Linked DNA regions of Mus musculus: region 2 is linked to region 1. A link is a loop called in an ENCODE intact Hi-C map of the cell type or tissue named here. Cell type or tissue: left cerebral cortex. All regions are shown on one strand.

Evidence for each region. A loop is a pair of places that touch in the nucleus more often than their neighbours do. Peaks named below come from ENCODE experiments on the same cell type or tissue, not always from the same donor. Only the 100,000 strongest peaks of a DNase experiment are listed, where the experiment ranks them.
Region 2: a loop joins it to region 1, with 2.3 times the contacts of the local background. A loop is called at or near these places in 3 of 42 quality-filtered maps.

The regions. Positions count from the first base shown.
Region 1 is chr14:75,129,100-75,131,599 of GRCm38, reverse strand. Lrrc63 (leucine rich repeat containing 63) reads left to right here and starts at 717. Exons shown (of 10, transcript NM_027581.1): 1 at 717-829; 2 at 1,966-2,135. The coding sequence starts at 2,012. It also overlaps a transcript of Lcp1 not described here. In left cerebral cortex, a CTCF peak has its summit at 989; DNase peaks (open chromatin) are centred at 207, 543 and 878; H3K4me3 peaks cover 1,368 bases; H3K27ac peaks cover 268 bases.
Region 2 is chr14:75,062,793-75,065,292 of GRCm38, reverse strand. No RefSeq gene overlaps it. Among named protein-coding and RNA genes, the nearest start is that of Rubcnl, 48 kb to the right of the region's middle. In left cerebral cortex, no CTCF peak of the experiment used is centred here; a DNase peak (open chromatin) is centred at 1,166.

The sequences.
Region 1 (2,500 bases):
CTGAACATGGAGACAGCACCAACACCGGTAATCACAGCCAACCACCGTGACAGTGAGACCTGGGTGTCCTTTTAAAGAGCTTTGGAACCACTCACTGCCTTACAGCTCTCGGTTCCCACACAGTTCCACTTCCACCAAGAACTTTAAAAACAGAAAGACAAACCAGGTTGCACCCAAGAGACAAGAAGGAAAACAGAACGTGCGATTTGGAGACAAGGGTTTTACTGCAAAATGAGTAACGGTGGCCAGCTGCCCAAAAGTGTAGCCGTATTAGAAAATGCCAACCCAGTCTCCAGACACCGGTGTCAAGTCATGGAGAAAAGTAAGTAAATAATAGTGGCCACTGTTTTAAGAGTAAGAATAGTAATAACGATTGTCACCACAGCCTTCCGTACAGCTACACGTGGAGCCACTCCTCCCGGCTCCACCACTTCAGCCTCCGGGCATCCTGCGCTGCCCGCAGCAGAATTAGGGGCCACTGGCCTAAGGTGGCGAAATCAGTGGGTGGATCGAGTGGGCGGGGCAGATGGGCGGGGCTCAATGCCCCGCCCCTAGTTCCCGACGTGCCCAACCCTCGTGCGCCTGCGCTTCTTACCGGGCTAGCTGGGGGGGGGGGGTGTGCGGGTGCGGGGGGGTGGGGAAGTGTTGGGGGGCGGGGACTAGTTGGTGGTCCTTACTATGAGCGTAATTCGGCTGTAGCAGGGCTTGGGGATGCTGCTAAAGGAGCTGCGTCCAGCACAAACATGGAATTAGACCTAACTGGAGACCTCGCTAGACAGTCACTGGCAGCCAGGACTCAGGGATAAAGGAGATGGACGTGGGAAATCTGGTCTGTGTGCTTGAAGGCAGGGTCCGTAGGAGCTGGACACTTGGGGACTGGGGGGTGGTGATGGGGTCTCCCCACCAACTAGAAAAGGAAACTTGTGGCGGGCGGGCACGCGCTACCAGCCGACAAATCAGGAGCGAGCGCTGGCCTGCAGTTACCTTTCGCGGGTAAACCGCTCTTCTGCACCGCACCAGGGTTCCCTGCCTGCCGGGCATTCCGCGGAGCTGCACTGTGCCAGGCACTTTTGAGGTTGCCCTGAAAACAAAGACTTATTTTGGGCGGTGGGGCGTGGGGGGGGGGGCGGAGGACAGCTGGTGTCCTTATTTCCCTATTCTCTGGGATTCCCCGCCATCCTGGAACATCTCATTGTATTAAAAAGCCTGTCTTATTTTGGAGTTGCATAATTATGGACAAATTAAGTCAGCTGAGAGTTAAAACAAGCCATCGCCATACAAGAAAACCGTTTGTGTATGGTTAGATACTGTGGGATTTCAGAGGCCTTTACCTTCTTTTTTTTTTTTTTTTCCAAAATCCCTTCTAAGTCTATACTGATAATATTTGGGAGGTAGTGAATGAAATGCCAATGCCTATATTGCAGGGAGAGAGGTCACCATTTACTGACTGAAAATAGCGTTGGCTGGTTGAATTTCATACTCACACGGGAAATGTTAGCAAGGTCTAGATTAATAATAGAATATGTTTTATCTATATTAATTATTAATCTAAATTTTTAAAAGAAACCACCCTTCCCCGTGTAGCCCAGGCTGACCCTCCTGTCTCAGGCTTTCAAGTGTTGGGCTTACAAATGTATTTCCCAACTTCTAATTTTAAGCAAATTGGAAAGCAGGGGGATTTGGCTCAGTGATATGGCCTTGCATGAGACCAGAGTTTCAATATCCAGTACAGAAAGAAAACGTTAAACTTTTTGAATGCCTCTCTGTCTTTCTTAAGCTCCATGCTTAAGCCTGTATTAAAAATATGCCATTTTAAAAGTACTTCAAAAATAAATTTTAAATGATTTTTTTTACTCTTTCCCCCCCCCCCCTCCTTACAATGCTAGCCTGCTTAAACTCAGTATCATAGCAACTCAGAATGGTTTCCGTAAGGATATTTTCTAAGTGATAACCACTTCTTTTCAGTAACGATTCGTTCTCAGGAAGTTCAGTTCTCACTTAACCAGCAGCTATGAAAAAGAGCATTTATCGCTCACTCAAAACCCAGCAGCATCCACTACTTCTGCGAAGACCCTTACCTCCAAAGCTCCCTAAAGTACCTTTATTAAAAAAGAAAGTTCGTATAGTACATACAGGTATGTACAGATATGTGTATTAACCTTGGTGTGTTTTTTTTCCATAGAAATCCCTTGCTTTACTTAATTTACAATCTCAGTAAAGACAGTTACTAATAGCCATACGGAAAAATGTTTATCATAAGGTGACAACAACCAAGAATCAGTTCTATAGGTGTGCTCATTGATTGATCCTCATTCGTGGACTTGTCAAATATGAGTTTACTTACTGCTAAAATCCCCAAATCAATAGTTCTTCTGTTCATGGGAACGTGTGTTTAGATAAGCGAAAATACAAGTTCCACAACACGCATGAACCCAGTACACACCTGGATGACGCAGGATTGACTCTGCCTTCCTGTTTCAGCTCCTGTAATATAAACACG
Region 2 (2,500 bases), 66 kb after region 1:
ACCAAAGACTTACTGCTATTCCTCATCTTTAGCGCCTCAGAAATGTCATGAGGTACAAGCCACTCCAATTGAATTCAGTTTGTCACACGCAAAAGGGAGATCTGAACGTAGGAAGGGGACTAGAATTTCTGAGGTGATTATGTGTCAATATGATTAACCTGGATAGAAATTTCCAGAACAGATCTAGTCAGGGTTTGCCTATAGGAGACGTTTTCGTGAAGACTTTTGGAAGTCAGACCCAGATCAGACAACATTGCCTCTTGTGCACACTTTGATGGATTCCCTGACCCACTCTGTTGGGGAAGTGGCATCCAGGCCCACAGCTCCCCCATCTTCTGTGGGATCTTTACCTTTGTCCTTCCATTCTCAGTCCAGTCCACAGCAGGAGCACCCACACACCATCCACAACAGTGAGGTTGCAAACTTGGAGGTAGAGAAGCCAACACAGCTGTTCTGCTTTCACAAAGGGATGGACTGGGCGTGGTTGAACCCTTGATTGACAGTGGTAGGACTGGGCGTGGCTGAACCTTGATTGACAGTGGCGGGACTGGGCGTGGCTGAACCTTGATTGACAGTGGTAGGGCTGGGCGTGGCTAAACCTTGATTGACAGTGGTGGGACTGGGCGTGGCTGAACCTTGATTGACAGTGTTAGGAATGGGTGTGGTTGAACCTTGATTGACAGTGGTAGAGCTCCCACCACCTCGTCAGCTCTTCAAGAGATGAGGGAGATTTTCAGAACCAAGAAGAACAGCCTGGTATGCAGAACAGATTCTGTAACGGGCACTATGACCTTTGGCCAAGGAACAGAAGGCATCCTCACAGGAAAATACTCTAGGGAACAGATAGTGGAGACTTCGCTGCCCTTCCTCCCTCAACTCTGTTTTGGGGGCTACTAATTGTCTAGACTCAATTGGAAGCCATAAGGCCAGGGAGCCATAAACCTCAGGCACAAAAGGATGGGGGTGGGGCACTGAGAAACCAACAGAAGATATCTCACACAAGCTCTAACCTCTACCACTCTTCACATCATACCAGAGACAGCAGAGTCCTCAGTTCTGTGACCTCACCTCCATCCAGAAGGTGCTCACGTCAGCGAAGAGAGTGTAGGCACGAGTCTATGGGAATATGGCCATTTAGCACCGAGGTTCCTAAGAGAGACTTTTAGTCACACAGTTTCAGTTAAAGCGGTCTTTTCTGTGGGAGTATCATCACGGCTGCCTGAATCCTGAAGGCAGCATGTGGGGGAAGAGGGCTGAACCCATCTCTTCAGTGTGCAGATTTTCACCCAATTCCCTTCTGTTCAACTTACAACGGTATCTTAAACTCTGCGTGACCCAGATTCTCTGGAGTTTTTCAAGGTGATAGTCAGAAAAACCCATGTTCCCACCTTTAGCCCAGGCTACCTCACTCCGTGCTTGGCCTTCCAAGGAGGACTTGGGGCCGGGGCGGGGGGGGGGGGTTGCGGGGATTGAGGGGAAGACAGAGGAGGGCCAAAGACCTCCTGTCCAGTCCCTCAGACACCAGCCAGAGTTCGCAGCCTCGCATCAGTCGAAACTGCTGAATGAGTCCTCCTTGATGCCCTTCCTGTACAGTGTGCTGTGTTCTCTTAGGCTTTTGCTTGTTTGTTTGTTTGTTTATTTATATTAGGTATTTTCTTCATTTACATTTCCAGTGCTATCTCCAAAGTCCCCCAGACCCCCCCCCCCACCAAATCCCCTACCTACCCACTCCCACTTCTTGGCCCTGGCGTTCCCCCGTACTGAGGCATATAAAGTTTGCATCTCTTTCCAGTGATGGCCGACTAGGCCATCTTTTGATACATATGCAGCTAGAGTCAAGAGCTCCGGGGTACTGGTTAGTTCATAATGTTGTTCCACCTATAGGGTTGCAGATCCCTTTAGTTCCTTGGGTACTTTCTCTAGCTCCTCCATTGGGGGCCCTGTGATCCATCCAATAGCTGACTGTGAGCTTCCACTTCTGTGTTTGCTAGGCCCCGGCATAGTCTCACAAGAGACAGCTATATCAGGGTCCTTTCAGCAAAATCTTGCTGGTGTATGCAATGGTGTCAGCGTTTGGAGACTGATTATGGGATGGATCCCCAGGTATGGCAGTCTCTAGATGGTCCATCCTTTCATCTCAGCTCCAAACTGCATATTTTTAACCTCTGTGCATTTCTAGAAAGAGGGAGAGCGGAGCATGCAGTTGATCTGCCATGCTTCTTCAGTGAGCAAACGGAATTTGGACTTCTCTCAAAGGAAGAATTTCTGTTTTAACGAAATTTTAGAAGTAGAGGGGACGCAGAAGGGTTTCAGACGATCAAGACCATTCCTACAGAAGGGGACGAGTGACCGCCACATTTGTTTTGTAAACTTTCTGTCTTCCTCACATCCTTCCCATCTGCTGCTATAGAATATCAGCGCCGCAAAGCCTGATGGGAGAGGACTCACTAAGCTGCAACAGGCTCCAGACCTGGTGTCCTTTTGCTTTTAGAAAAAAAGA